Linked DNA regions of Homo sapiens: region 1 is linked to region 2. A link is a loop called in an ENCODE intact Hi-C map of the cell type or tissue named here. Cell type or tissue: HepG2. All regions are shown on one strand. Links, peaks and the distances in the headings refer to the core of each region. The heading gives the core; the rest is flanking DNA.

What was found. A loop is a pair of places that touch in the nucleus more often than their neighbours do. Peaks named below come from ENCODE experiments on the same cell type or tissue, not always from the same donor. Only the 100,000 strongest peaks of a DNase experiment are listed, where the experiment ranks them.
Region 1: a loop joins it to region 2, with 5 times the contacts of the local background. A loop is called at or near these places in 29 of 110 quality-filtered maps.

What each region holds. Positions count from the first base shown.
Region 1 is chr11:22,670,605-22,687,686 of GRCh38, forward strand. It overlaps GAS2 (growth arrest specific 2), which reads left to right. Exons shown (of 8, transcript NM_001143830.3): 2 at 4,246-4,410; 3 at 15,064-15,185. The coding sequence starts at 4,266. Among named protein-coding and RNA genes, the nearest start is that of GAS2, 13 kb to the left of the region's middle. In HepG2, for the core only: no CTCF peak of the experiment used is centred there; a DNase peak (open chromatin) is centred at 4,187; H3K4me3 peaks cover 3,291 bases.
Region 2 is chr11:22,785,221-22,802,302 of GRCh38, forward strand. All of the region lies in intron 7 of GAS2 (growth arrest specific 2), which reads left to right. Among named protein-coding and RNA genes, the nearest start is that of LINC02718, 36 kb to the right of the region's middle. RefSeq lists a silencer at 2,383-2,677 and an enhancer at 6,875-8,074. In HepG2, for the core only: a CTCF peak has its summit at 7,459; a DNase peak (open chromatin) is centred at 7,481.

The DNA.
Region 1 (17,082 bases), core at 408-8,407, 120 kb before region 2:
TTTCTATTTTGCTAATAAAAAACATATCGAATATTAAATATATGCCAAGCATTGGCACAAATATTTAATCCTCACAATTATCTTTAAGTTTTCAGCCTCCGTTGTATATAGTAGAAAACACAGGTACAAAGAGGAAAATTCATATGACTAGAATAGAGTAGCTACTAAATGGTTAGGTAGTGGACCTATTATTTGACCCTGGACTTCTGATTCCAGTTCCAATATTCTATCCATTATTCAGGCTTCTAAGTGAAATCTCATAGCCGACAGAAGTGTATATCATTTCATGTTTTTTGTCTTTCCAGTTGCTTTTCTATGTAATGTTGCAATGCATTTTCTCTAACATGTCAGCAAAGCCTAGAGATAAGCCAGAAATCATCTTGGTCATAGTCAAAGAACACCTCTAGGTGGCATGGAAGAATACTTTTTCTTCAGAGTCAAAACTATGATGTCTTCAGCTGGGATTCTGGGACAACAAACTAGACAGAGTCTTTAAACATGTGATATTTTACTTACAAAGTCATTATTTTTTTCTTTTTCTCCTGGGCTATTTCAAGTCTCATCATATTCATAATTGTTATTCCAGAATCACTTCTACTATGGAAAGAAAGAAAAAATATATACACACACAGTCTTTGAAGGATTTAGTATTAAGTTTCTGCATGTTTTTCTCTTGAAGTTTTATTTTTCTGGATTCCTAGACCTAAGGGTTGGTTATCCATTTTAGGTAGACCGAGAAAGCTTGGAGGAGCCATAGAAGTATTTGAGTACTTACTCCCCTTTTAAAAGTGATTGGCTTTGTTTAATAGTTACTAAAGTTACTTATCAAGCTTTTAAAATACTTGGACTATATACACTTTATTGGAAACATCATTCAGTGTTTAGGCACATTATACAAAAAAGTTTTTCTTTCTCCCTAACCTACTGCTTTCTTCAAGTCTAGTGGATCATCAGTCACTTTATTTCCCACCTTTTTAAAAAGTTACCCCTTGGCATCTCTTGTGGTTTTGAACACTTTTGAATGAATTCAAGAGAACTGAAATGATCTTTTTGTGTAGCTTGTTCTTTACGATGTAATTCATCTGATCCATATTGACTAAACACTTCTTTAAAAAGTTACAAGGAGGGTAAAATTCCATAGTGATCTTTTTATGGGAATAAGATAAATTAATTTGATCTTTCTTCACCACAATATAATCATTTTAGTTGGAAACTACTTCACCATGGGGTAAATTCTCCATACTCCAAATTTTGATCATGCTAGCTGAATCCATTTTTCATGTTTCGTATTCATGGATTAGCCAAATCTAAATCCAAGACCTGCAGGTATTGACTTTCAGCCAAACCGTTGAGTCATTTAAGTTTGGCAGTGATTTGAAATGTGAAAAAAAGGATCATGAGAAATTGGATTGAGAATCTGAATTCTTTTAAGAAGGGGCTTAAACAGAAGAGTCCTTATCTATGACAGTGACTTTAGGTTTCTACATATTTGACATATGTCTAATTGTGTAACTTCTATTGCATGTTAATTACTCACTAAGCCTTCTTTCTCTCACCTCTGTCTCCTGGGGAAATGTAACTGTGTTTTTGCTTTTTTCTCACCACTAAAATTTTGACTGTATACAAAGTAACAAAATAAAAATTGCTTAATTATTCTTATTGTTTTTACTTAATGTTCATCTCTAATTATTAGAAGGTAGTTTGAGTTACTTTTCTGGCAAAACACAGGACAGAGTACATGAGAAATAAATGTGCCACTGTCAAAGAAAATAAAAACTTCACTGTTTAGAGGTTTTGAGGGAAAGGATTGTGTCCTTCTGGCTCATTGAAATTGTTACATGCCATTAGGCTTACTGTAAACTATCCCTTGATAAATTATTTGCTGGACAATGAGCTTAAGAATCTGAGGTGTCTTCTTGCTTTTATAGAGCAAAATAGGACTCTGATGCTTAAATGGAAGTCACAGAGCACATAATAGGGTGTAGGTAAAGTTACTGAACAGCCACATCTCACTTTCAGGAAAGTAGTGGAAGAGATTGTGTCTTGAGAAGACAGGCATTTTAGAGGTAACCCTTTTAAGATTTCAATTAGTTATTTAAGTATATGAATCATGTGCTTATATGTATTACTTAAATGTTTCTGAGGCCAGCAGGCATATAGGAATCTTAACCAGCTACAGGGAGAAGTTTTGTTTTTCTAGGACTAGACATATTTTTTTTTTAACTGGGGCAGAAAATGCTTTGGGTTTTTCATGTTTAATCACAGAATTTGGAGAAAACTTTAGGACTTTATATGGATAACATCATTATTAACTATGAAATAATAAAAAGTGGTGTTCTGATTCCCATAATGACAATCTAATAATGTATGACAAGGTGTATTGAAAGCAGTTCACATTTTCAATGGTTGACTTTAGATAGATATATATAAGATGTTTTCAGAGAAAATTTATGGTATTTTTTTCAAAAATTACTCGACAGTAATTTAATTAGAAATGAAATTGTGCTTTTAAATACTATATTTATGATACCTTTTAGGTACTTACTCATACTCCCAACAGTCTTTTCTATTACTACAGCAAAATATTTGAGAGATGCTCCCACTTTGCATTTTTCTAAACACCAGTGTCTTATTTGTTCTTCAAAAGCAATATTTAAAATAAATTAACTTATGTTAAGTGAATTAGAGTTTGAGGTTAACTGGAAAGGAATACTGTGTAGAGTTTCAAATAATAAAACCAAAAGGAGAATATATTACTTATTGGTAACTTTAAAATGCCATAAATACTGCAATATCACTGAAAACCTCATGATATCATATAAACATTACCTCTTGCCTATTGCAAGTATTTTCATTTTCATTGTCATACAGTCATAATGCATCTGGTTATTTCATAAGCATATTTATATACAGCGTAGAATCCTGCATGTTATTAAACATGACTATTACATTAACTGCTTCATTAGTTCTTCCGTAGTCTTACATCCTATAAATAATGCATACAAAAGTGCTATATTCTGTCCGGGCATGGTGGCTCAACGCCTGTAATCCCAGCATTTTGGGAGGCCGAGGCAGGTGGATCACTTGAGGTCAGGAGTTAAAGACCAGCCTGGCCAACATGGCGAAACCCCATCTCTACTAAAAAATACAAAACAAACAAACAAAAATGCCATATTCAAGGCCAAATATATATTCAAATACCTTTTCTACAACCCAAGTAGGGGATTGCACTGCTCACAATATGATCAGGTTAATGAAAGCATCCTTGTTTTTATAGATGTAAGATATTTAAGTACTTCTACTCTAAAGATACTTTCAAACAAAACGCAGCATGTAAAACAAATAAAGTGGAAAGATAAAAAACAAGAAAGAGAAAGAGATTGTTGTAGCAATAGCAGAGGACAAACAAACACCTCTGGCAGCATTTGTTAGAACTATGATGCAGTGCTTGGGTTATCATCAATATGGGTTCTTGGCTATTCCATTTTGTAAAAATGTGTCATTACAGAAAGAGTAGTGGTCTTGGGAATATGAAGACTCAGGTTCAAGCCTAGTTCTGTCATGACCTAGCTGTATGATCTTGGTGAAGTCACTTATCCTCTATTTTTTTATTTTTTTTTTTTATTTTTCTTTTTTTGGTTTCTTTGACTGCAAGAGAGAAGTGTGGTAGAGAGTCTTTGGGTGTACCTCTTCCCCTGCTTCTCACCCAGTTCTCTAAATTGTGAGTCCATGATTGCTTGGCCGTCTCCAAAAAAGAAGTACTTTGCTTAACCTTTTAGGCTATATTTTTAAGGGTAATGATCATGTGTTTACAGTGAGTTGTAAAAATGCTGTCATTGCCAGTGTTCAGTCATAAAATTTGGTGAAAATCTATGGTTTTAAATAGCCCAAACAATGGGAGTTAACAAATTGGGCACTAACATTTTAACTTTTTCTCGTGTTTCAATATGTGGAATTTCTTGCTTAGAAGCTGGCTCTTTCCAAGTATATTGTTTCATACAAACTTGGAGTTTCTTGTTTGATTTTCTATTTGACCTTTGATTGCTGCTGTTTTCCTACTAAGTGTTTGGCCAAAAGTGAGAGGGCCAGTACAGATAAAGCAAATAGTGTTTCATGGGGTTAATAATTAATAAACTGAACTGTCATCAGAAAACCCGCGGATCCAGTTCATTATAATGTCATGATGACAACATTTTGTGAGAGAAGTCTGTATAAAAAGCAATTGCTCTTTTGTTTCCAAAACAGGTATTACAAGTGGATAAATAATGTGCACTGCTCTGAGCCCAAAGGTACGCAGTGGACCTGGCCTCTCTGATATGCATCAGTATAGCCAATGGCTAGCCAGCAGACATGAAGCTAATTTGCTACCAATGAAAGAAGATCTGGCCTTGTGGTTAACCAATCTATTAGGTAAGGTTATAAGATCTCATTTTGTGAGCAAAGACAACAGTTTTTGTTTTATTTTTCCTCCTGTAGTGTCCTTCACCTAAGCATGTGATAGCACCTTGGAAAGAAAGACTTTTATTATTTGACATTTGCATCTGGGAAACCTGAAGCAGGTGGAAAATTTAAGTGAATTTCCCAATGTCTGTCATATTAACTGTGCTTAGTAATTCCAATATGATGCACTCAAATGTGGAAATATGCAGTCAGATTGCTTATTTTATCTATATGCTGGTCTGATTTATTTTTGGCTTTTCTTTCATGCAGCTGACCAATTTGACCTACTCTTTTGACATTGTACACAGGCCACAGTGTCTGTAAAATCTGGCTTCTAAATCTGGATTTCTTTGCCCTACTTTTACAGCACACCTTCTAAAACTGCTGAATACCCAAACTCAGGAACAAAATCATGTATTCTTTTTCCAAATGAGCTGACTAGAGTCATCCCACCCTGAACTAAAATTTTTCTTTTCCATTTGCTTTTGTTTTTAAGGTCTAGTCTAACAGTACTTTTGCTGACCTCATGCTACCTCCTGGTAAAGATTCCTCTCCTTTTGTTGCTGTTGTGCTTTCATATTCCCAGGATAAAATTTCAACTATGTGAAAAATAGAATCACATGTTTAAAGGATCATCATATATAGCAGCACTATTTCCACTAAGTTTTTTATAGAGAATAAATTTAATTTAAATGTGAGAAAAAAGATCCCTGTAGACTTTATAAGATATAAGATTTGAGCATATCATTTGCAGGGGAGATTTCATCAACACTATTTTATTATTTAAATCATCTGTCAAGGTAAGAGTTGTTATCCTCATTTTCTAGCTAATGAAACTAAGAGCTTAGTAAGGTGCACCCTGTCCATCTGAAATTTTAGCAAGGTTTGGCAGAAGTTTAGCACATTTTATCAGGGTTTTGCTTGCTCTCCATGGCTCTGGATTTTTGCATGGCTTTTGTATTTATTTATTTTTTAGTCCTTATCCTAGGATTTCTTTATCCTATATTTCTTTTTTCTTCATGGTGTGCACACAATTTTGGCAACTCTGTAGTCTAACCAAGGCTACTGAATATGGGTATGTAAATTGTACCCTTCACCAACAGATAGGTCAGAAAAAGAAGAAGACACTCCCTAGAAAGACCCTTCACAGTGCTATGGAAGTGTCTCCCCCAGAAGGAAGGGGCTACACCTTTCAGTAATTGATTCATTCAGAGTGCCTTTTATCTCCATCAAGGAAAGGGAGTTATTTAAGCCTAAACAGATGGATTTTTCTCTCTCTTCTGTCTTTTTGGGGTTCACTAATGATTGTCATATTAGTAATTAATTATTAAATTTGAGCTATCAGTTTTCAGATATAGGCAATCACAAGTATGGTAGTGGAAAATAAAAGTTAAGAGCACAGGCGCTGGAAATAGACTGCCTGTGTTTGAACCCTACCTCTGCCACTTGCTAGCAGTATGATCTTGGGCAAATTACTTACCTCTCTTGTCCCTCATTTTCCTCATCTGTACAGTGGTAATAATAGTAGTAACTACTTTTTAGGGCTGCTGTGGCAGTGAATGATTAAAATATGTATAGTACTTTGAACAGTATCTGGCCCTAGTAAACACTATATTGTTGTTATTATTATTCTACTTATATAGTTCAGTGAAACTTAATTTGATTTTGTGCATAAATTTATTCTTTTTTTCAACAAACATTTGAGTGTGAAGCAGCATAAGCATTGGTAAAAAAAAGTGGACTCTGGAATAAGAATGCTTTCAATTCAAATCTTGGTTTTACCACTTATTATGTGATACTGGGCAAGTGTCTTATTGCACTGTGTCTTGGTTATATAATCTGTAAAATAAATACCATAATAAAACCAACCTTATGGAATTGTTGGGGGTTTGAATGAGATAATTGCCTTTAGAAGAAGGTATGGCACATAATCAAGCAGTAAATAATAACTATTGTCATTATTGTGTTCCAGACAGTCATCTAGGTACTAGAGGATAGTGATTAAGAATAAACATAGTACCTATTCTTGCAAAGCTTAGATTAGCAAAAAAACACAGTAAATAAGCAATTGAATATATAATCTATTACTTGTTATAAACACTAAAAGATACAAGTTGCAATTAAAATGTAAACTGAGGTGGGAGTAGGGCAAAGGATCAGAGGGCTTGGGAAATCTTCTTTATGGGAACGTATATTTAAACTGAGAACTGAAGATTAATAGCTAGCCAGACCAAACATGGGGTAAGAGCCTTTGCGAGGAGGGAAGGGCATGTGTTGAGGTAGGAAGGAGCTTGGTACATTGCAAGAAATGAAGCAAGTCTAGTTTCAACAGAAAAGAAAGAGGAAGAGAGTTTCATGAGACATGTTCGGGCTAGATCATGTATTACTTTGAAAATCATATTAAGGAGCTTATAATTTACAGTATGATCTATGAGAAGCCATTGAAATGTTCTAAACAGAGGAAGAGTATGATTAATTAGAGTATAGTCTGCTTATACAGGTATGCTATAATGTCCTATGACTTGTCATCAAGGGCATTTTATTTAGTGAGTGTGGTCATTTACAAGGCAGCTTGATCAGTGTGAGCAGCCCAAGACAGCCTCAAAGAATAGAGAGTCAGTGTGTGTAATGGAAAGATCCTTGGATTAAAAATCAGGAGACCTGGCTCCTAACTGGGCGTCAGGAGACCTGGCCTCTGGTTCTGGCTCTGCTACTTGGTAGGAAACTTGCCCAAAGTCACTCAGCTATCTTTTCTGGGCTCAGTGTCCTCAACCATAAAATGAAGGGGTTGAAGTAGATGATCTCTAATGTCTTTTCCAGATCCAAAAGTCTGAGTTTTAGGAAATCCATCTCTTGAAACCCAGTTTGGGGTAGTTGAGACAGACATTAATATATATAAATAAGGAGAAGATTTACATAAATGAATGACTTTTTTTTTCAAATTAAGACTTTTTTAATGGTCGTAGTTATAACACAAATGCAATTGATGGTTTATGAAATTTTCTCAGAAAAGGAATCCTAAAAGAATCTCAAGATACAGTAAAGTTTGACCTTTGAATTGACTTCAGTTCATACAAAGTAGATAGATAATAGACTTTAAGTCGTTACTCTCATGGCAACTTGAGAAGTCTACTAATAACTTGAGATTATTAAAAAGTGGTAAAACATTTGGAGGTAGAAAAATGCATTGTGTGCTAGAATGGTGATAATAAGGAGGGTAAGAATAAATTTATAGTTATGTTAGAAGATATTTTTCTTACACTTAGATACATTTAGTATTCACATACTTTGGAAATAGAGGAATTAAAGTGAATTTTAAAATAATTTATTATTGGCTGTTTTGTCACTTCAGAAATATTTGTAGATTTTTATTATGCAGCTCTTTTTCAAGTCTTGCTTTTTATCTACTTGAAAGAGATAAAACGTAAAAAACATAAAAAGATGATAAGTCTTGAAAGTAGCTTTGGAATTGATATATCTCCTCTGAATTCCTAGGTGAGGTAGAAATTACATATTAAATTAAAGCTTTTAATTAGGATTTGCTGTTGTGCAAATTTGCTGCTTATTTCTAGTATGCTTGTCTAAAATGTAATTTTTTTCCTTTTATGTTTTTCAAAAGGAGTTTTAATGATATTCTAAATTCAGATATTTCTGATCCTACATATAAACTGTCTATTAAAAATATGGTTCCTTAAATAATACTCCATTTATATTCTGATATTTTGATGGATAAAAATGATTCGATAGAGAAGAAAGTGATTTTGTTAGTTCATAAACCAGTGTTCATATTCATATAACATTTGTATGTATTATACTGTCATTTCCAGGAAATATACTTACTTAATCATTAATAATAATAAATATCATTTTAAATTCCTAGGCATAGGATTAAAGCATCAACTGCAAACTTTTATGCTAGCTGAAATTTATATATTAGAATATAAAATACCAGCTATCTTGTAATGTTAACTAGTTAAAATGAATAAGTGGTTAATAGTAGCTGGGATTTCTCTAGGGGGTAGCACACACTGATTAATGAGAACATTATCATGTAATATTCACTGACTATTTACATATCCTTGGATATATCTACTGATCTTATAGAAAATACTCTTTGCAGTCCTATTAGGTTTTTGAATAATGGCTGGCACCATGGAGCAGTTTTGTGACCAACATTCAAAAAAGACAGCAAAACAGTCATGAAGATCTTATCGTCTTTCTTTACAAAAAGTTTATTTAGCCATTGTTGCCTATTGTACATTAAATATACACATTTCATTTTTATTTTAGATCTTTTGTTATTTTTGCTCATGAACCAAATATTGCCAATTTGTTATTTAACTATGCCCTTAGGGTATATTAGAACATGAAATGCATATATAAATAAATCTTGGGGAAATTTTTAATTGTCATTATGAGCAAACAGCATGTTATTACATTAACAGTCCTGGATTATGGCAGCCACCCATTATTCAAATACATTAGGCATATTCTACTACTTTTATAATTATTGATGGACTTTTTAAGAATATTATTGGCTTGGATTTGATTATATACTAAAATAAGCGTTCTCAAATTGTCTATTTCACATGTATTTTTAATTTAAAATGATGGCTTACCTTTATTTTCAATTAATATTTGTCTAATGCTATATAAATTACATGAGAGCATATTTTAAAGAAAGGATTATAGTTGTTAAACATGAAATAAAATTGTTCTTAAAGCTTATAGATCTTTAGGATATAGGCATATGTGTTTGGATAATGCAGGGACTTTGAATAAATCATCAGATATATTAAAAATCAAGTTGTGCTGAATTGATTTTACTTATATTTAGAAAATGCATTGACAGTTGATGTCATGGTAATTTTCCCTTTCTTTGAGCTTTGTACATGCATATAAAAGAAAATGCAGTTATTTTCCACTTAATATGAGCAATATGTAACATTTCATTTTTTTTAGTTATTCTTGAAAAATAACATTTTCAGCATTAAAAATTTAAGCACCTATTTATTAGGGTTGCTGCTGTCAAATACAGCTACTATCTAATGAGTTTGGAACAGCTTGCTTTTCTTTTTTCTTGTGGCCCTTTTACCAGATACTTATTCTGCAGGGTTCTCACATTCTTGGTATGGCCAATAAAAATTCCTTAGGACAGATGGTATCTTCCGTTAGTTCAAAAGTTTACAGAATCACCTTCATGTTCACAAGTTGACGCCTTTCAGAGCAGTTATCCTAATTTTGTATGTGACTTGTGCAGCAGAACCAGCTTGATCTTTTTTGATATAAATGCAGGGTAGACACTTGAAAATCAGTGTGAAGCAGGTGCTGGTCTAGGGATTTTGCATATAATGAACTGTTTCCTACCTCACAAACTTGAAACTTTTGTCTCAAAATACTGAATAATTTTGGTTAAAGAGAGCATATGAACCACTTTGAATTCTCCAGTTAGAAAAATATATTTGTACTGAGAGGTACAGTGGGGATGAAAATAGAATTTGATAGTATCTGGATCATCTTTAGGGATTAAAAATATACCAACTTTCTTCTTCAGTGAATCATGCCAAATACCAGAACTTGCCTGAATGATATTGTTAGCCATTCTCCAGTCTACAAGGTGGATTGCTATTCATTTTTCAGCACCACAATCTTCAATCCCAAGCTTTTTTTTTCCACCAAAGAGGTTTCTGTAGTGTTTCTACATAGAAAAAGACAGCGGCATGAGGGAGAATGCACTGTCATGGAAAATAGTCATTTGTGTATTCAGCAAACATTTAAGTAGTCAAGCATAGTGGCTAAAAGCATGGACTCTGAACCTAAATTGCCAAAGAGCCAAGTTCCTCTACCCTCGAATTGGGTGACCTGAGGCAAGTTACTTAATCTACACATCTGTTTCATTATCTGTAAAATGGATATAATAATAGCACCCACTTCACAGTTTTCTTGAGAAGACTCAATACATGAATACATGTAAAATGCTTAGAACAGTACTTGACATATAATAAGAACTCAACTGTTAAATATGATTATTAGAATTCTTTAGAAATTTAATACTGCTAATTTATTGGGAAGAAAACATTCTTTCTCAGCAACTTGGAAGATTAAAAGGATTATTTTTTCCAGGTGGCCCCAGTCTAAAACACTTATAGGCTGATATGTAAATCTTTATAAAAGTTATGGCAAACATATTTCTGGGAGGAATACACTGATGTGTATGTGTATGCATGTTGATTATAGTTGCCTGGCAAAAGATTTCAGGCAACTGAAATCCCACCATTGAGCTATAATGTTTTAACATAAAGCAACTAGCCACAATATTTAATCAAATTTCCTGATTTTGATCTACTGGCAAGTTGTCATTCTTGACTAAATTAATCATGCGAAGATCAAATATCGCAATTATAAATTTAGGAAGTGAAACTATTACTTCTAAACTAGGACACTCTAGATTAATGTTCAAACCAATGTCTTTACGGACCAGCACCGGTCAGGACTTTAACATGATTTAATTGTATTCATTTATTGTTCTTTCTTTCCCTACAAACACCAACCACAATGAAATGCTGAGGTTAGGGAAGAAATGATTCTCTGGTGCTAAAATCACACTGCTTCCAGTACATGTAGTCTGATGTGTTAAACCAGGTGCACAATTTAAACTAAAGAAGATTTGATTCTGTGTAACAGAGATATTTACCTTTGTATGACTTTTACTTGAGAAAGTGTAATTATTTCTACACAGCCTGTTCTTAAGAATTTGCCATGGATAAATTCAGCTACTTTTATATTATATTTTTTTGAAAAAAATACTGTTGATAATATTAATATTAATGTAATAATGAGATAATATATCATCCCCATATAAAGATTATAACTGATTTCTTACAATCATACATTGATTGTAATCATAAAGTATATATTTAATAATTTTTAATCATTGGAAGGAAAATATGTTACACATGAAGTTATTTTAAAAAGTCTCAGACTTGTGTTTTTTCTTCATTTGAGGTAGTACATTTCAACTATAAAGTATGTAATAGTCTGTTTTTGCCAAAAAAAACTCACCTTTCAGAGCTATAAAATATACAGAATTGAAAGCTGACACCTAATATATTTTTCATTAGATACAGATGTTCAATGTAAAATTCTTTTTACAAGTATTCATGAAAAACAGGATAACTAAAAAGATATAATGTATAAAAAGTAAAAATCATACTTTTTGGTAAATTGTTAATGGCTTTTTAATGAAAGCCATTTTTTTCTTTTTATGATTTATGTGTTGTTTTAAGTATATTGTAACTATCTTATAACTTAAAATTATGAATGGAATCTTCAAATTGCCATAGAACTTAATGAAATAAGAATACATAAAGATCTATTACAAACGTAGAAAATCTTGCAAATAATTTGTAAAGAAATAATTCAACAATTTAGAGTAAAGTTTATCTTCTTTATCTTAAAATTTAAACTTATTTGAATAACATTATAATTAAGAGAATTATTTCTAATATTTACTTTCTGTAATTTTGTGAAATAATTTTCTTATTAGAAAATGTGGCCTGGCGTGGTGCCTTATGCCTGTAATCCCAGCACTTTGGGAGGCTGAGGCGGGCAGATCACTAGGTCAACAGATCGAGACCATCCAGGCCAACATGGTGAAACCCTGTCTCTACTAAAAATACCAAAATTAGGTGGGCATGGTAGTGCATGCCTGTAGTCCCAGCTACTTGGGAGGCAGAGGTTGCAGTGAGCCAAGATCGTGCCACTGCACTCCAGCCTGACGAGATCGCACCACTGCACTCCAGCCTGTGGTTAGTCACTTTCTGCTAAAAAAAAAAAAAAAAAGGAAAAAAAAAAAAAAAAGAGAAAATGCAGGCCAATATGATGAATACACAATACAAATTCTGTTACACTGGCTTTTTTGTATTTTGGGCATGCTACTTTCATTTCTGAACTGAGCTGCACACAATTTTGAAATAAAAGTTCTGCACAGGCTACCTGTGTGGTGAGTATTTAAAGCTACTGATGTTTTTCCACCTGCAGAAGTCATTATTTTAATTGGGGGCTAAAATATGAACTACTTAAAAAGTAATTTGTTTTCCTTAAGACTGCTCCCAAAAATGGAAAAAAAAAGTCATTTTAAGCAGATGTTTCTTGAAATCCAAATATATTAGATATTCTGAGTTTAACTTAAATGGTTCATCTGTTGTTCCAGTCGGATTTTATTTATTTATTTATTTATGAGACAGAGTGTCACTCTGTCACCCAGGCTGCAGTGCAGTGGTGTGATATCTGCTCACTGCAACCTCCGCCTCCCAGGTTCAAGCCACTCTCCTGCCTTATCCTCCCAAGTAGCTGGAATTACAGGCATGTGCCACAATACCTGGCTAATTTTTGTATTTTTAGTAGAGGCAGGGTTTCACCAAGTTAGCCAAGTTGGTCTTGAACTCCTGATCTCAGGTGATCTGCCTGTCTTGGCCTCCCAAAGTGCTGGGATTACAGTGAGCCACTGCACCCGGCCAGATTATATTTATTTTAAGGTTCATGGAATTGAACTACATGCCTGTTTCTTAAGATAAAAGATAAGCCTTGAGCATCTTGGTATAAAACTTTAAAATAATTTCTTTTTTTTTTTTTGCTTTTGACTTAACTGTGTTTCACAAAAATAATATTAATGTTTTCTCAAAGTTTTCTAGCAGCTTATTTCTTCATTTGTTCATTCACATGCTCACTGAGCACATTTACTAGGTGCCTAGTATGTGAATAACATTATGCTTACCTCTGTAGGAGATACAAAAAATAATAATAAAAAAGATATACCTCAAGGTTTGTAACATACTAAAGAAGACAAACACTGCATACAAAACATACTACTAACAATAGAATATGTTTGATCAGTGCCAGAGTAAGTGATATTCATGAGTATGACATACGGAAAACAGATCAATGTGTACTGGATGAATCTCCCTCTGGAACTCTGATTAAAGATAGAACTTGTCCAAGGAGGTAGAAGGTAGGGCATTGAAGTTGGGGGCCATACCAGGAACAAAAGCATAGCAGCAGAAATAGAAAGGTCTGCAAGGGGAATCTGTGAAGGCAGCCTATAGATAGATCACGGAGTAGGGTGTAGGGATGTTAGATGGGAAAGATGGGTTAGAGGAATACAGGGAGACCTTTGGATATTGGGTTAAAGTGCTTAGTTTTCATATTCCAGGTAAAGGAGAAAATTAGGGATTGTGCAATAAAGGTGTCTGGAGAATGCCTCAGTGAGGACGGTGTTTAGCCATCTTAATTTTAGCAGTGAGCATGGTATGTATTGGAGAGAGAAGTTGAGGACACAAAGAATAGCCATTGTTCTTGTTGCTAGAGGTTTAAGTATCACCTTATGAAGATTTTTATTAAGGTTATGGCATGAGAAATAGAAGGAAGCTTGAATCTGTAGGACTTCTGACTAATAATTTACACAAAAAATTAAGGCAGGAAAATGGAATCTTCTGAAACTTGGATTAATAGGAAACAAAAAAAGGAAGGGGCTTTGAGAAAGATACGTTTAGAAAGAGTATATAAGAAAGCAGTGCAGTGGCACGATCTCAGCTCACTGCAGCCTCTGCCTCCCAGGCCCAAGCCATCCTCTCACCTCAGCCTCCCGAGTAGCTGGGACTGCATGCAGGCATGCACCACCATGCCTGGCTAATTTTTGTGTTTTTGTAGAAATGGGGTTTCACCATGTTGCCCCATGGCTGGTCTCTAACTCACGAGCTCAAGCAATCCACCTACCTCCGGCTTCCAAAATTCTGGGATTACAGGCCTGAGCTACTGTGCCCCGCCTACCTGTATTATTTTAATCAGGAAAACCATTTCAATAGAATCTAGAGATATGGTTTTATACATTGGCCATGTTATTCAAGTTCCCAATGGTGGTTTTTAAAAAATACATACATGGTTCTATTTTAAATTAAAGAAAATTGATCTGGCTGGGTGCACCCTAGATTACATGACTGTAATCCCAGTACTTTTGGAGGCCGAGGCTGGAGGATTGCTTGAGCCCAAGGAGCTCAAAACTGCAGTGAGCTATGATCCTGCCACTGCACTCCAGATTGCGTGACAGAGTACAATCCTGTAGAGAGAGAGAGAGAGCGAGAGACCTACGGCGTTCTTGTAGTCAGACATACACCTAACAAAAAATACTTGTCCTGCATTATGTCCTGCCTTGTGGGTCAAAGTAATTGAATGGGCCACTGGGGATGAGAATGGAATGATTAATGGAGGCCAAATTGTGAAATCACTGGTAAAGCTGGTTCTTTGAGTTTTGTTGGTTAGTTTTCATTCCCCTTGATTACTAAATGATGGAACTCTTTCACCCAGGATATCATTTTGCCACCTTTTATTTGAAATAAAACTGTTATGCAGTTAGCACTATGTTATGAAAATATTAAATGTTGAGATTCTTGCAACCAAAGGAAGATAGAAAATTCCAAAGAAATGACTATTTCTGGTAAGCTCCTATCCCAGTTATGTAACTCAGCTAGAATAGCAATTTTAGTGATAAAACTGTGTCAAATATTTTATTTAGTGTGAATCTGACATTTGATTTTCCTTTTATAATGCTTCTTTTTGTTATTTCAGGGAAGGAGATTACAGCAGAAACTTTTATGGAGAAGTTGGACAATGGTGCCTTGCTCTGTCAACTTGCAGAAACTATGCAGGAGAAATTCAAGGAGAGCATGGATGCTAACAAGCCCACAAAGGTAAAAGATCCCAATGCAAAAATCACTCTTAGGTGGTAGATTACATTTATAATTGCTTATAAATTGTGTGTAATTAAAAAATTTATTGTGAACGGATGCATCAAGGTCTATACTAACAACAAAGTACAGAGAGTTCTTTTTAATTAGGTAACATGTTATTTGCACTCTAATTACATAAATTGCATAATCCTTTTGGTGAATCTAATTAAATAAAAGCTTATGAGAAATGATGGTATTAAAAGAGTATTGTGTATAAACTCAATGAATCTGAAATATTGATTAAAAACTTAGCAGAGAAATAATTGTGTCATTAGGCAATGCACAGATCTAGCCAAGAAAGATTTACTGAATAGATCTTTGTTTTCAAAAATATTATGGCAGAATACTAGAACAAAATTTCTGGACTGTAATTTTTGGTTTATTCTAAATAAGTAGTACCATTGAACTAAGTAAATTTGGACAAATTATTTTATTTCTAACTGCTCAGATTTCTTTTCTCCACATTAATTCTAATATTCTTTTCTAGTGATTATAAACACTTGATGAAAGTATAGTGTTTGACTTTTTTTGAAGAAAACAAGAGAGATTGTACTTAATTTTTAATAGAGAATGAAAAGAGATATAAAAAATATTAAAATAATGTTGGCCAGGCATGGTGGCTCATGCCTGTAATCCCAGTACTTTGGGAGGCTGAGGCGGGCAGATCACTTGAGGTCAGGAGTTTGAGACTAGTCTGGCCAACATGGCCAAAACCCGTCTCTACTAAAAAAAAAAAAAAAAAAAAAAAAAAAAAAAAAAAAAAAAAAAAAAAATAGCCTGGCATCATGACACATGTCTATAATCCCAGCTACTCAGGAGGCTGAGGCGGGAGAATCGCTTGAACCCAGGAAGTAAAGGTTGCGGTGAGCAGAGATCACGCCATTGCACTCCAGCCTGGGTGACAGAGTAGGACTCTATCTAAAAAAATAATAAAATAAAAATGTTGAAGACAATTTAAGACAAAAAGCAACTGTTAAGCCTTTTCTGCAACTCTGACAGAAAAAATAAAAGGGGTGTATGTGTGTATTACCACTGAATTTATTTTTTAAATATTTTATATTACTCCGTAAAGTATTGTATAATATACAAAACCTCCCTCTATTTTTTTATTTCTTAAAAGCAGCTCTGTGAAGGTATTAATTAATTCAGTGGCTCCCAAACTTTGCTGCACATTGGAATTACCTGAGCATCTTTTAAAAAAATGCTGAGAGCTGGGCTGGATGTGGTGGCTCGTGACTGTAATCTCAGCACTTTGCGGGGGTCAAGGCAGGCAGATTGCTTGAGCTCGGGAGTCGAGATCAACCTGGGCAACATGACAAAGCACCATCTGTAAGAAAAACACAAAAAAGTTAGCAGGGAATGGTGGTGTGTTCCTGTAGCCCCAGGTATTTGGGAAACTGAGGCGGCAGGTTCAATTGAGCCCAGGAGGTTGAGGTTGCAGTGAGCCAAGATCACAACACTGCACTCCAGCCTAGAAGACGGAATGAGACCATTTCTCAAAAGTAATAATAAAATAAAATAATACTGAGACCTCGATCCCATGCCTGAACATTCTGATTTAATCCCATAGGGTGAAACCTGGGTACTAGAATTTTTAAAAAGCTCCCCAGGTGATTCTAATGTGCAGCAAAGTTTGGTAACCATTAATTTCTTTTAATTTTCTCCTTAATTGGATGGTTGAAGACTGTAAGTAATTTGTACAAGATTGGCTAGTAAGTGACCAAGCAAGAATTTGACACAGACAACTTTGCAAGTTTAATGCTCTCTCATTTTTGTTCATTATGTCATTATGTGTAGCCCAGGTGTGAGGAGACTGTTTATGAAAATGCTTTGTGTCAAGCTTAATGTTAGGGCACCA
Region 2 (17,082 bases), core at 3,326-11,325:
TGCATCTTTATAGTCCGCATGGAAAAAGAAGGTCAGTGGCACAAAGCATTTGATGCCCTACCACCTCCTCTTTTTTCCATTCATCCTGGGTGAAGGAAGAGTGTGTCTTTTCTCCCACTCCTACCTAGCCTGTCTGATTCACTCTGTTGCATTGTCCTCATTGGAAACTGCTTTCCTGGACTCTTGACACATTCTTACTGTATCAGAGCTGTGCTTAACCAGGAAGTGCCAGATGGTACTGAATCACTGGCTGCTTAATATTCAAGAACAATATTACATACAGAACAGAATAATGTATGTGTTGATTAAAGGACTTTGCTGATGTCTTGGGAATCAGGAAATGCCCTTGTCACCTCCACAGCTGTGCCTTGACAATTTATGCAGATTACAAGTTTTGTGGGGGACTCTTTGCTAAGCATGTTTCTACCTTTTTTTTAAACTATATCTTCAGCACTTGGTTTTTTGCTCTAAGCTGCTTGCCATTCAAAGTCCTAGATATATGCTACTTTCGTTGAAAAGATTGTTTTCTAGTGTCCTCTTCCTTGTCGCTCTCTTCAGGATTATAAGTCTATAAGGGAGTATAGGACAAAAACTGTAAACATAGATAGCTGTACTTTTTTCGGGGAACTGGCATTATAATTCTGGAAGATGTCAACATATTGGCACATTCAGAAATTACCTTCATGATGCTATGGACTGTGAGTAATATGTAGTTATCTGAAACAGTTTCTGAACATGAAAGGATATAATAAATTCAAGGCATACTTCTTGGATAAATCCTTCTAAAGGACTTAGTTTTCTAAGGGGAGTTTTGGTTAAAATCCAAAGCAAACCAAGCAGAGAACTACCCTTTTATTGTTCTATCTGTCCACAAACAGATTCTGCTTCTGCGGTATCCACCTCAGAATAGCTTAAAATGTTCTTAATTATGTCCCTTAGTTCTGTTAAAACAATCACAAAGCTTACCAGGCTTTTATTTTTGAAAATAGATTTACATTTACATGAGTTGGATAAAAAAAAATTGTGAAAATGAACTTCATCCGAGCTGTCACCATCAATCTTTATTATTTTTGAAAACAATTGGCCAGATAGAAATACTGGTAAAAATTACTGAGAATGTCTTGAAGTGGGTTTTTGAAGATTAACCAATAAGATCAGCTGCATATCTCATTACCTAACAAGTCCTCCTATGTCCATTAATCTACTTATGTATGGATAGATAAGCGTTTATCCACTTATTCATGCAGAAAGAACTTATCACTGTCCACTATGCAAGGACTGGTTTTCAGTAATAGTAATATAGGATAGTATTAGTAATAAGTCATATCTCAAGACGTGTCTTGAACAATTTGCTGAATTTCTAGAAGATAATCGGCAATGTAGTACAGAAATGATTGTAATTGTATCTACCGTTTACTTCTATGAATGTTGGCCTTGTGTGGAAATAGACAAAAATAGATACCTGTCTCTGACAATGAAGTTACAAAATTGACCACAAAAGTAGATGCAAATGGGTAGGACATTGTCAGTGTTGGTGAGTGCAAACTTGTATCTCCTTCAGTGCTAAATATCACACTGTTAGGTATTTTCAGTTTTATTTTTGAGGACTTTTCAGAAAGAAGTGAGAAAGGCTTCTACTACTTCTTAAAATCTCATTCTCATAGTCACTACCCTATAGATTCTGAACAATGCATATTAGAATCACATGGATAACTTCTAGAAAACTACCTCCATAAGAAATTCTGATTTCATTTGTCTGAAGTGAGGCCTGATAATCCACATCTTAACATGCATCCCAATAATCACTTTCATTTCCCCACATGAATTCTTTTTCTTCACCACCATGAAAATACACAATTGTTCTTAAAACTGATATAATACATTTTTGAGCATTTGTCTATATTTGGTGAGAGAGAATAGATACTAATGAAACAAGATTCCTGCTCTCAAAAAGCTCCCAGACTTGGAGTTTTCTGAAATGTATGACGTAAATCCAGGCTCTGTAGCTATTTATGCTGTGTGACCCTGGACAGGTTGCTCAATCTCTCTGATCCTTGGCAATTAAACTGCAAAGGGAGAAAGCAAATATTTTTCTTCATAAGGTTACTAGAAGCATTAAATGAGATAAAGTGCTCAGTAGAAAGTAATGTTGTTCCTATTATTCAGTATTTATTATCAATTTAATGTGCATAACATACAATTATATGCGATATATGCAGTGCATGTACATATACATAGTTATGTATACATAATTGTTGTGTGTATGTGTGTATACATACACACATACACATTAAATATTTGTTACTTTCACACAGAGAAACATATGTGCTGGAGTGACAAGTAGATTTATTCCGAAAAAAAAAGAAAAAAGAAAAAGAAAAAAGATCAGCTAAATAGTTTTTAGCCCAGTAAAATACATTGGAGTCACTGGTGAGAAGCGTTGGGGGAAAAACACGTTTGCTTCTTTAGTTCTGATAGAATTTAAACAATGCAGCACTGCATTTTTATTCGGGGACAAACCCACGCATTTAATGTGCTGCTGCCACCTAGTGCTTAGATTCAATAACTACTATTTTGCTAGGAGTTTCTTTCAATGTCAGGTATTCAGGGTTGGAAAACAGCTTGGTATCTTGTTAGTTCTTTTGAAAGAGATCTTAAATATGGTTGAGATATGTTTGTGTTAGTTTATTGGTTCGCATTTCTTTTTAAAGTATGTAATTTTGAATAGCTGCTGGCTTAAGTGGAATGGTTTATTGGCTTCTTGCTTGTCATGTAGCTCATCTTTTTGAAAGGTGTCGGAGTGCCTCTGCAACATGAAATGGTGTGCGTTTCCTTAAGTTTGTATTTAAGCAAGATATGCTGCTCTGCAAGTAAAAGGAATGTAGCACTACGTCTGCTCTATTTGCACTGTTATTATGTTATAGTAAAATGTTATATTGTGAGTCTTGCATGTTAATTAAGCTCATGGTAGTAAAAGTGACACCAAAAGGAGAGGCCAAGAGACATGAGAAACAAGAAATTATCACTGAGATTTAGAATATGAAGAAAATATGTTTTTCTTCCTTTGACAGGAAAAGTTTCAGTATGATTTGACTTCTTCATATGAACAATCATATGATATAGAATAGGATTTTTCAAACTCAGGCTCTTGATATTTTGAATGAGATGATTCCTTGTTTGGGGCCTGGGGCTATCCTGTGTATTGTAGGAGATTTCACTGGGTTGCTGGCCTTTACCCATTAGATGCCAGTGTAAGCACTTGTATCCCTGCCCCTACTTGTGAGAACCAAAAAGGTCTGCAGAAATTGTCAAATGTCTCATGGGTTGAGAACCACTGATAGAAAAAGCACACTATAGTAATTACAGATCAAAAGTGATTTTTATATTTTTAATTAATCTAGGGTTTGTACTAATTGGGGACAGAGCTTATGTGATGCTTCATGAATTGCCAGCAAATTCAAGCTATTTAATTACTTATTCCCTCATTTATATATTTGAGAGAGACAACATCGTATAATAGTCAGTAGTATAAGTTTGAATCTCAATTCTGCCACTTACTAAATTTTGTGATTAAATAATTTACTATCTCTATTAATACTAAAATCTAAAATTCCATTTTCTTCAACCATAAACTGGAGATAATTATTGTATTTCCTTCACAAAATAAGTATAAAAATTAAATGAGATATTGCATTTAAAGTCCATATCACAGTGTCTACCAATTAGGTAATTACTCAGTAATTATTAATTATCATTTAATAGATATTTTAAATCCCTCTATGTGCCAGGAATTGTGGCAATCACTAGGGAAATACTGATGATTTACCTATAATTTCCCAAAGTAGATCAATGTAGTGGGAAAAGAATTCAAATATAATTATATATATAATTATCTTGATCATTACTGTAATAGAGAAGAAGTACAAGATCCTATGCCATGTCATTGTTATCAGGATTGACACTAATTTGATGGAGATACTTTTGGGAATCAATTGCTAGTCAGTAGTTAATTGGCTGAAGTAGAAAAAGTTCAATTTCCTGGGGCAGTATGCCTAGATTTCATATATATATATATATATATATACACACACACACACACACACACACACACAAACACACACACACACATAGGCATACATACACATATACACATATATATGTACATATATATGTGTGTGTGTGTATGTGTGTGTATCTCATATGAGATATATATATATATATATATATATATATATTCTTTTTTTTTTTTTTTTTTTTTTGAGGCAGAGTCTTGCTCTGTCGCCCAGGCTGAAGTGCAGTGGCGTGATCTCGGCTCACTGCAAGCTCCACCTACCGGGTTCACGCCATTCTCCTGCCTCAGCCTCCCGAGTAGCTGGGACTACAGGCGCCCGCCACCATACCCGGCTAGTTTTTTTGTATTTTTTTTAGTAGAGACGGGGTTTCACCGCGTTAACCAGAATGGTCGCGATCTCCTGACCTCATGATCCGCCCGCCTTGGCCTCCCAAAGTCCCGGGATTAGAGGCGTGAGCCACCGCGCCCGGCCATGATATGTATTTTTAATGTAGTCTTTGAAACTAGCAGAAAAGAAATATATATCTCTCTATATAGAGAGATATACGGATATATATTTTACTTCAGAATGCTGACCGAGTTATAAAACAAGTAAATGGTTCCTTATAACACATTAGCTATGAGAAAGTATGTTTATTTTTCTAACATGGTATGATACATAAACATGGCTCTCCGGGTCTGTTCTGGAAGTCATTAGAAAGAGACAACATATTTGGTAAGCACATTTTCCTTCTGTCTCCCTTTTCTCCTCTGTTAAATGGGTTATGTGTACCCCTACCTACTCTACCTACCTAACACATGTTACAGCCAATGGCATGATCTCCATCTGTGAATCAGCAGTGCATCCCGGAAAAAAGAGAGCAAAAATCTGGTGGGAAATTGGATGAGAGTGAGGTAATTGGAACACTGAGAGAAGGATTCTAACATCCACACCACCCCTGGTGCAGTCAACCCTCTTTAGCCTGGACCACTGCAATAGCGTTCAGACGGGCCTCTCCTATCCCTCTCGCATTTGTGTATAACAAACCTGCACGTTGTGCACATGTACCCTAAAACTTAAAGTATAATAAAAAAAATAGTGAACTACTCAGTGCTGTGTACAGAGCCATGCTGCTTTACATTTCTGTCCCTCTGCACCTGATTTCCCTCAGATGGAAAGCATTTTTATACTTTTTCATCCAACAATGTCCTACTTTTCTTTGATGCTCATATCATTTCCTCCAATGAGGACACTTTCACAAAACCTATTGCCCTCAAAGACTCGGCTGAAAGTATCCTCAATGTTTTCTTCTTCTCTATTTTTTTTTTTTTTTTTTTGACAGAGTCTCGCTCAGTCACCAGGTTATTTTTGGTAGAGACAGGGTTTCACCATGTTGGCCAGGCTGGTCTCGAAGTCCTGCCCTCAAGTGATCCGCCCATCTTGGCCTCCCAAAGTGCTGGGATTACAGGCGTGAGCCACCACACCCAGCTTTCAGTATGTTTTCTTAGCATCCTTTATTAGAATAAGCTTAACAAAGATATATTATTAAATATAGATAGATAATATAGATTATTAAAATTGCATTGTAATAAGAAATTTGAAATGTAGCATATGCAGAGAAGACCTGTTTTTTGCTTCAGAGTGTCAAAGATAATTGGGAAATAAAACAGCTATATAAATGGACATCAGAGGAGAAATAAAAATAACACTGAGAGCATAGATAACAAAACCACAAAGGTGAAGAAATTCTAGCAAAAATAGCTGCTATCAGAGATCAAATACTCAAAATGAAAAAGAATAGATTAGGCAAGATTAAATCCCCTTCCTGAAGACCTGTTTGGGTAATGGATAGACAGAGAAGAAAAAAATGGTAAATTTGAGATTTGAGAATGAATTTATGGTGAAGATACTGAGTGACTGGATAATGGAATTTCTTGTGAAACTGAGTTAAAGATCTAGAAAAGGTGTAGAGGGGATGGGGGTGTCTCTAAATGGAGAAATAGACAAAAATAAAATATAAAGGGAGAGGCAAGCCTTTTAGGTGCTGACATCAGACATCAGAGATTACCACCAGGTCCATGGTGTAGATGGATAGCACATCTCAGTTTGCAGGTCTCAGTGCTGAGGTCTTCAAGATCTGACAGACATGCTTTTCGCAACTACTTTTAGAAGTTAATGGGCCAAAGATGGAATATCCATTTCCATTAAAGTGTATGTGTTAATCATAATATACAGGAAAAGAAAGAGGAAAGATCTTAAAATCTGGAGGCCACTAATGTGACTTTAACATTAATTAATTTTCTTTTTCTGATCTCACTATAATAAACTGGCTAGATACTAGGGAGAATGAATCACAAAGTGGCAGAAAAGAGATATGGGTGAACTTAAAAGATATTGGAACCAAGAAAAGAGGGCTTTTAAGACAAATGAAGGAATGAACAGAATCAGAATGAGTTACACTATTGCCAGCTTTGCCTCCCTACACATATACTATAGATAAGGCGATGACTTCATGAAACCAAAGTGTTGGCAACTTAGGAATGGTTCTGTATATGAGGCCCTTCTACAAACAAGCACATCACTGGAGGCTGAGCTGAATTGAAAACAATTAGGAAATATAAGTTAGACTTATCAATGAGGAGTGAATATTGGTGTTCCTTTAACATCATTTTTTAGCTTAAAATACAAAAGGCACAGGAAGGTGTTTATCAGAAAACTCATAGTTTCTCACTGACATGAAGTGATATGGATATGCAGGTAAGATTCTGAAATACTAAAGATATTTGTGCAAGCAGGAACATATCATTGCACACAGTGGGTTACTGGAGAAAGAAAAGGAAGTGGCTGAGGGATCCACATAGCTGAAGATTTGTGCCATAGTTTGTCATAAGAAAACACATATCATTTGAGAGAGGTGGACTAAACAAATAGAAAGTAGTTCTAGTATGCCAGCTGGGCCCTAATTAGATAAACAACATCCCTCTAACAACAGTTGAAGGAAAAAAGACATGGGAATGGGATGGATATATATTTTTTATATCAGATGGGAATAATTTATACACATTTTTCTCTACTACCTGTGTGCATCTAACAGACCTGTGCACACACATATGAAAGACTTTAGGAAATCATGAGAAAAATTATAGAAATGAGAGAATAGAAATATAAAATTGTGGAAATATAAAAATAGAAGTTGAACTGGTGACAATTTTTAGTGTAAACTTTGAAAGGAATAAAGTTACTAGAATTTCTAGAGGCAAAAGTAAATTTAAGAGCAAAGAGTCAACATGGGAGCTTTGGGAGTTTATGTCTAAAAACTGGCTGAATTTCAGCAGGCAGTTTGTAGTGATAAGTTCCTAGGGCATTCGTTATGTATGGCTTTTATAAACAGCGTTTGTGTCATCCTCCCTACGGAGACCTCTGGGTGGCCCCATGGAACAATAGGCTCATTTATGAGTCAGCATGTGACCAGCTCTGAAGCAAGGGTGGATAGACATAGTCAGTGATGAATTGTTTAATTCTTCTGGACTTCATCTTTAAGAAGACTGAAAAATTTGGAAGTGAGCCCCAAGCTTCACCTACTCATATTGGAAAATGAGTGATGGGATCAGAATATTCAGTAAAGGAAGACTTTGGAATTCAGAATAGGTCAAACAATTTAAAAGACATAACAAAGATGATATGTATGGAAGACAAAAACAGGGATTACAAAGAGGCCATGGCTGAGCATGGTGGCTCAGCCTGTAATCCCAGCACTTTGAGAGGCCAAGGTGGGTGGATCACCTGAGGTCAGGAGTTCAACACCAGCCTGACCAACATGGTGAAACCCCATCTCTACTAAAAATATAAAAGTTAGTCAGGTGTGGTGCCACACACCTGTAATCCCAGCTACTAGAGAGCCTGAGGCGGGAGAATTGCTTGAACCCAGGAGGCAGAGATTGCAGTGAACTGAGATCGTGCCACTGCACTCCAGCCTGGATGACAAGAGTGAAACTCCATCTCAAAAAAAATAAATAAATTAAAAATTAAAAAAATTTTAAAAAGAACATAATTACAAAAGTGAGTTTTATGTATAGATAATGAAATTGGTTTATAATTTTCTTCTATGTTCATTAACTGTTCAGATAGTAGGAAAACTTTATGAACATTAAAGCTTTGAAAGAAGTCAACTAGTATAGTCTGGGCAAAAAATGATTGAGAAACACAGAGTTAGAGAAAGAAGAAGACTTTGTGCCCCAGAGAAAATGTTTGGAGCCTATTAGATTTATAGAGAACACAATGATGAAGCTATGGAAAGTGTGAAGAGAAATAGGAAGAACAGGGAATGATGATCTTGGGGAGAAAGTTTCTGAGAGAGAAATATGAAGGCTTATAATTATTCAGAAGTATGTTATAGAAAGGGGAAGATAAAACAAAGGAAAAGCAATATAAATAGCAAAGCTTTGAGTCCTAATTCAGTCATGGCCTTGTCTGAGGATATTATGATGGTTGTGTTTTGTGATCAGAGGAGTTCAAATAATGTGTAATATGAAAATAGTTTAAAAAGTAACATTAAAGGATAAAGTGAAATGGTACAAGAGAGGATTTTGTAACCATAAAGTACAATTAAAATGTTAGGAAATGGATTTGAAATTCAGTGGCTAGATTGTGCCTAAGGTCAGAAGACTGTTCCATTATCTGCTACTCCTGAAGTATGGTGGGGGAGGGGAATAAGATCATTATTCATCCTTACTTTTGTAACGATTTCAGATAAAATTACATCTTTATATAGTGAATTGTATGACAGCATGCCAGCTAGTCTACAAAACAAGAATAAGATCTTCACAGTAATAAAACAATTTTTTTTTTTTTAGTGAAGAAAACATTTTCTTATGTAGATATTTTGGAAATATTTCTGTCTTCTTGCTTTTTTTTAAGCAGCTGAGCTGGGCATTTTAAACCTAATTTTATTTTTATGAAGAAATACATATACATTGTTAATAAAATGGTGCTGTAAGACTTATGCCCTCAAAACAGCAAACCTGCTCCTCCTTTCTTACCCCTTTCCACTCTTATTTTCCCTCCCTAGTTCTCCCCAGAGGCAGCTGTTATCACTGTTTCTTCTTGTATTTATCTCCAAGCTTCTAAATTATTTAATTATGCTGCTTTATCTTAGTTTTAAATTTTAGATATTTTCTGTGGCATATTCATGAATTCAGTGTAGCAGGAGTAGGAAGATGACGATCTAGCCATCTTTTCTCTCCCCTTCCCCCACTCACCACACATATTACACTTCCTTTCTTTCTATTTGCTCAACATCATTAGCCATGCCATAACACTGGTCAAATCATTATTCAGCATTTATTTTATAATGATCATGTAAATATTATAGTGCACCATGATTACTTTTCCTTTTTGCAATAATTTCAATTTTTCTGGAAGTCAGTAATGCTTCATTGTGTTGTCCTAAGTATGATGAAAAGGCCCTTACCAGGTCCCCTTAGAGAAGGGTAAAACCCTCACAATAATGTCACAGGCAAACATGCCAGTGAATTTATCCGTTTGATTTCTGGCCCCCTACATTTCCCTAGCCAGGTCTGTCTCACAGTGTCACCCTGAAACTTCTCTACCTTGTTCTGTTGGATCCACTATTTACTGGATCAGAGTCTTGTGTAGATTACTCCCTCAATTTCCAGAGCTCATCCTGAGAAAATCAGTAATTCATTCATCCAACATATATTTATTCAACATCTATTATGAAACAAAAAGGGTTCTAGGAAATAAGGATGTATCAGGGAACAAAACAGGAGATCCATGACTCTCTAAAGGACTTCATATTTATGTGTGTAGTGTGTAGCCTAGCCATATACAATACAGAGTGCTCTATTCCATTTGAACTTCAGACAATGAATACTTTTCAGTAGGAATATTTTCTAAATATTGTAAAGGATATACTTATACTAAGAAAATGTTCATTGTTTATCTGGATTCCAATTTGACTGTGTGTCCTGGTATTTTTATATGCTAAATATGACAACCCTAGCTGGGAGGGATTAGACTGTACCAGAAAACCTAGGTAAATAAATAGCATGGTAGAGAGTGGTAAATGCCATGCTGCAATGGGGAAAGAGAAGCAGAACAGGGTAAGGCAGATTGGGAGTACCAGGAGGAGGGATAGCAATTTTTACAGGGTGATTAGGATAAGCCTCATTGAGAAGATGAGATATTAGCAAGGGCATGAAGGAGGTGAGGTGTTTACTCTGAGGTTATCTGGGAGGAAAGATTCTAGACAGAAAGAACACCAAGTGAAGAATATCTAGAGTGGATCTGAGTGTTTGGGAAATAGGGACACCAGTGTGGCTGTCACAGAGCATTTGAAGGATGCAGTGGTAGGAGATGAAGTTAGAGAAGTAACAGGAGTCCAGATCTTCTAGGAAACTTAGGCTATTGGGATAGCTCTGTAGTTTACACCCAGGGAAATGGGGAGCCATGCAGGGTTTTGAAGAGTTATGGCATGAGGTGACTTCTATTTTAACAAGATCTCTCTAGTTGCTCCATTGAGAAAACACTGGGTGGCAAAAGTGAAAGCTCAAAGACCAATTTGAAAACTGTTAAAATAATCTGGGTGAGATCAAAAAATTTTGGACTAAGGAGCTAGTAGTGAAGATGGTGAGAACAGATTGCATTTTAGATGTATTTTTCCTCCAATATTTTACTGTGAAAATTTTCATACACATAGAGATGGTAATACCCATGTAACTCCCAAATAGATTCTGCAATGAAATTTTCGCTGTATTTGCTTTATCATATATTTTTCCTTCTCTCCATCCTCTGGCTGAGTCATCTGCCAGTCAGACATTTCTGTTTCTGCAGAGATAAACCTTCAGTCTCCTGCTGTGATGACACAGTCACTGGCATTGGAAATCTGGGGTGGGGACATAGTAATTCTGGGTGCTAACCAATCCTTATACCAATTTTCAACCCATTCTCCTTTATTAAACTGCATTTTTCTCCTCACCTGATGGAGGTACCTGGTGATTCTAAAGCCCACATTTTCTATAGTTTCCAGGCATTGTTTGGCTTGCTTCTTTTTGACAGCTGCCATTTCAAGCTTTAGTTCCACCTCTGTCACTCTTAGTTACAACTCATTTGTTTTCCAACTTCTAAAAATGTATTGCTCTTTCTTCTCTATCATTTTATCCTCTCAACTTCCCTTATCCTTTGACTTTGTAACATTTTTCTTTCCCTTTCATTTGAGTAGGGTTTTAAAAGGAAGGAGGCCCATATTTTCAAATATTTTACCAATAGAAAGAACTGAATGTATTTAGTAATACTTATTTTTCCATTTTAATGTCAATATACTAAAGATACATTAAAACCAGTAGCAAAGTAATAGTTTTTCAGAGTATCTAGGTTACTATTTTGTTGCCTTTTAAGACTCAAGGGGACATCAGTTTGGAAACCATTGTTGTGTATCATCATCATGGAGTGTTAAACTTTGGCTCTCCCAGTGCTTACTTATTCTAGCCTGTTTGTTGGATTTTGGTATTAGTGTTTAGAAGAGATAATGGAATTCAGATTGAATCAGGCAAATGTGGCCCTGTCTGCTTAGTAGAGGGAATGGTTTTTCTTTGCTCCATGGAGCCCAGCTTCCCTTCCTAAATAGGTTATTATATCTGTGGAGTGGATAAATTCTAATTTCACTCTGGTATAGACCAGCTACAAATCCTTCCTCTGACACCAACATTTTCTATCTCATTGCTTTCACTATGCTGACTGTTCTGTAAAATATTTATTATGACTTTGTCTTCTCTGTCTGAAATGGTGCCATACACTGGTAATTAGATGGAGACTAAGCCTTCTTAATTTCATTTGGTGCAGGGCTGGGAAAATGGAGCCCTTACATAACAACGAGATGAGGACTGACCGGCAGTTGGCGTTAAGTGCTCCTACACATATTTCCAAGCAGATGCAAATGGAACTTTTCACCAGTCCATCATCATATGTCACTTGCTTGCTGCTTTTCCCATGTTTGCTTCCAGAAAGAGGCTACTTGACAGTCATTTGTCTCTACAATGAGCCTACTTTATGAAGCTGAATTCCCTCCCCCACCAGAGGGAAACAATTACAGCAGGCCAGGAACTTTTTTCTGTTCAGTTCCAATAGTCAGAATATTTCTGACCCAAGGCCCTGTCCATGTTGGGAGATTGGTTCTCAACATCTAGGGCACTATAGTAGTTCACCCTTCAAATAAAGATTTGAGGATTACATCTTTATGTATGTATGATTTATCACTGGAGACAATGTCTCACAACTGGGCATCAGAAGACTAGTGCACTGTGTGTCCTTGAGCTACCCACTTAACCACTATTTCTCTATCCAGATAATGGTAACATTAATACTTGCCTACTGAGCCACTGGGTAGTTATGATAACAAAATTAAATAGGAGGAAGTACTATCAGGATTTTAATAAGATTTCATTTTTGAATGTGAGCTCAAGGGCTAAGCACGCTGGCTGCTGCTAACTTTCAGCATTTTTGTATGGCTAAAACAATGAGGCTCAGATTCATAAATTGTTCCAAGCATGTAAAGCACCTTCTTTATTGTGGTTTTGGGGTTCATTCCCAGTTGGGCAATATGATCATCAGCAAGGACTTCATAAAATGGCAATATGTATCCCTAAAGAAAAGAGGTGTTGCCTGTGGAAAGACCTTTAAAAACTCAGGTGACTGTACCCTTGGCAAAGTCACTTTAGGATGTATAGTTGAGTGGTAATGAGTATTATCTGAATCCTAAGAGATTTTCAAATCTGAACTTCGTTGCTTCTTAGCTAGGTGACCTTGGGCAATTCACTTAACCTTGTCGAGCCACTGTTTTCTCATTTTTAAATATGAACATAATGCAAACCACTTAGAGTTGCTCCAAGGATTAAATGAAATAAAACCTGTAAGAACCTTATCATTATCAGTGGCAGCAGCAGCAGCACAACATTATTATTTAAAAATAACAATAGCAGGCTATTTATTATTGAGTCTACACCATGTTCCAGGCACTGTTTCTACATGCTTACACATATTAATATCTGTGTTTGAACAACTATGGGAGGAAGGAATTACTATAGTCATTATTTTGCAGATGAGAAACTGAGACACAGATTAAAGAAATTTATTCTGGTCATACAGCAAGTTGGCAGCCTGATAAAGGAAAAACAAATAGGAGCTTCTGCTCTGTTTACTGTTATTTATCTCTCTGAAGTTTTATCTAAGAAAAGGGTATAATAAGCTAAAGGACTATTGGGAAGTTAAAATGAGATAGTAAATAAGATAATAAATAAGAAAAAAATGCTTGTAAAGAGTAAAACGGTAATTCCAGAAGCTTGTTTATTTGGGCTGTGATTAACAATTTGTAATCGCACGTAACTAGAGAAGTTGAAATGAATTCCCCACCTTTGGCAAGGACGTCTTTAAGTGTCATTTGTTATTAGTAGTGCCTCAGTTTGCCCTGCTAACAGGTGATCTTATCAGTTATCTTGAAAATGCTAGAATCAAGCTTTCAACATGGCAAACTATCCATGGAACACCTGCTGTCTCACTCCTCCATGTGTCAAGGTACCTCAGGGAGATAGCTGAATTCCCAATCACCCAATTTTGAGCATATGCCATTTCAGAATAATATTAGACAATGACAGAGTCTGTTGTCCTATAAATTAATTTAACACTTTTCCTCTGGAGAGCAGATGACTGCATTCTAAAAACAATATTTTCTCTCGAGTTATGATGGCTTGTAAAAACACACAGTGAATGGAGTTGACAGGAAGGTGTTGGGAAGCATATGATATCCCAGGGGGCTGAACAGATCTAAATTTAGGTGGGTTGTCTCTACTAGGCAGTTGGTGTCAGATACCATTGCCTCTTAAAAGGATGACTTCAGTGAAGAGCAGTTAACAGATTGTGCAGAAACATAAGCCTCTGTGGTCCATTAAGTGGGGAATCATTTAATGAGACCCAGAGTTGCACTGAGGGAACCATGGCACTTAAGCATTAAAAGACAGAAAAGGAAGGGGTGAAAATTTTATGAAGCAATTTATTACTGCTGTAAACCATGTATTTTAAAAAATGCATTCCAGGTATAATAAGAACTTGTGAATGAAGATCATGAAGAGAATAATGTACTTAATTCACTATGGATTCTGTCATGATATTTGTTTCTTCTCTTTTTGCTTCCCTTTTCCCCATTTCTTCTTCTTCTGTTTCTCTCTTGATTCTCAATACAATCTCCCACTTTCTTATGCAATTCCTGTTATAGCTTCAATTTTTGACCCACGTCTATCTTTCTCTCAAAGAAATTCTCTAAGCAAAAATTGGTCTGAATTATCATTCACACAGATTTTTTTCAGACTCCTCTTTCTAAATAAGGGCATAAACCATTTTACCTTTCTCTTTCTCCTATCTTTTCCTAAATAAGCAATGCAGATATAATTTATAAAGGTAGTGTTGCTTGGAATGGGGCATTAGTAAGTATTAGTTTTGTTCATCCAGTCGTTTAACATGCATTTATTCATTTAATATTCATCTAATAAACATTGTGTGCCCGGCACTGTGCTAGGCACCCAGGGTATGAAATTTAGCAAGGAATAACCTTGCCTGCCACTCAACAAATATTTGTTGAATGATCAAAGGAAGGGATTCACTTTAATTCACCTAGTGAATGGGGAACAATTCTCTGCATGTATAAAGGCAGGAAACTTTCTTGGGATTTTAAGGAGTTCACAATATCTATGGAGTGAGTAATTTGTTGAGTGGGCCTGGGCTCAGAAGGTAGGACTACATGCAGTATAGTACAGTTGTGCAGTGCACATCCTGAACAGTCATACATGATAACTCTGGCATAGTAAGAAAGAATGTGGGAAAAGAAAATAGTAGCTGGGCTATAAAGTGCTTTGCGAGCCAGGTTACTTGTTCTTATGGAGGGATGAGGGTAGAAGTAAAAGAGAAGGTATCAGAATTGCTGTCAAATTTTCCACATTATGTATGCTTCTGACCACCATGGGGATGCTGATGTCCTCCCCTTACCCCTACTACTTTCCCAGGATCTTCGCCACATTGCCAATTTACTGTAAGTCATATTTCTCAGGTGAGCTGTAGCTAAGAATGTCTGAGAAACACTAGACAATGGAGAGCCCTCACAGGTTTTTAAGAAGGCGGTAGCATGTTCAGATTTTCCTTTGAGGAAGATTACTGTGGCTCTGGAGTAGACGGTGGACTAGTGAAGAGTGAGAGATGAGGAGACATCCTGCTGAAAAGCGTTCATGTCCTCAAGGTCTAATGACATCTGTGTTCAGAGCACTTGACAGATACTCCTGCTGCCCTCAGTTTTCAGGGCCACCAGCACAATATTAGAGACAGAATGAAACAGATTTGTCACTGTCATCCTGAGAGGGCGATGACACCTGACACATTTCATACGAATTACGATTTCAAACAGACAGGGACATTCAAGCAGATCTATGCTGGGGAATTAAATAAAGCTATAAAATATAAACATGAACTTTTAATTTAAAATTCTCATTGAAAAGACATTTCCTGTTGGGTAGTTTTTATTTTTGTTAGTGGTTTTGCTTGTTTGTTGTTTATGTAATATAGCTAGGATATATACAGCTTGGTTATCTTAAAAAACAAGTACATTACCAATAAATGCATATTTTTTTCTGGCTCTCCTATGTGGCCATTACTTTTTCATTTAGTAAAACATATGATTTTCTGTGATCTACATGAATGTAGACTTTACCTTTTCAATGAAAAGCGAGTTGATATATTTGTTTCTAAACACAAATGTTCCCAAGAAAAAGGAAAAGACATTCTTCTTTTTTTATTGCTTTAAGTTCTTACCTCCATATAATGTGATTCCAGCCTGTCTTGCTAAACTACATAACTAAGAGACAGGGGAAAAAAAACTCCTTTCTGAAATCCTGTTATCACATATCATAGAAGCCAGAGCACTAGACCCCTTGATACTGCAGTGACCTCCCCAAGACCCACAGGAAGCTGCTGACTGATCATTTCTACAACTTACGAAATTTTCATTATGTTCTAAGTTAACATGGGAAAGTTAACTTATTTCATTTCAACTTATTTTTCCCCTTTGGATTAAGTATCTGGATGAGCTAAGAAACTTGATTGGGGTGGGGGCATGGGATAGTTTTTTTTTTTATTATTTAATGTTAGGAAAATAAAATTAAAAGGTCTCAAAAATGTGTATTCAATTCAGTAAAACATAGATAGTGACTTACGTGACATGATGTAATAAATCACTGCTGTATCAATATATTAAATGATACACGGACCATTAAATATTGCATTCATTATTAGGAAAATAATTTTTGAAATAACACAGCTCCTTAATTCTAAGGTCATATGCTAGATGGGGAATAAAGATGTGGTTTCTAGCCTGGCTCTGGTGAACCACCTATGTGACCTCTCAGACTGTGCATCTGTGCAACATTGCCAGTGACCTCGATGTTTCTTTTTAATCCTCTTAATTTCAACAGGGCATATTCGTAGATTACTTGGCACATAGTAAGCACTCTACTATTGTATGACTCTATGTCATTCAAGGAAACACTTTCCCTCTTACTGTCACATATGAAGAGGTTTTCTAATTAAAACACATAATTAAGCATCACAGTAAGACAAAGTCATGAAACAAAATGCTCTTGATTAAGAATGGGAGTGTTTCTTCTCATTACTGAGAGAAAATATAAAAAAAAAAGCAAAAAGACAACTTTGAGACATATTGATTCTTTCCTCTTGACAAGGAATGTGTATCATTAATAGAAACAAAGAAATGATTTACAGTGTTTGCAACAGCCTGAGTATGCTTATAGAGCTTCATTAGGGACACTGGGATAAAAGCTGAGATAATTTCCAACCATCATTCTGAGCAAACTATCACAAGGACAGAAAACCAAACACTGCATGTTCTCACTCACAGGTGGGAATTGAACAATGAGAACGCTTGGACACAGGGTGGGGAACATCACACATGGGGGCC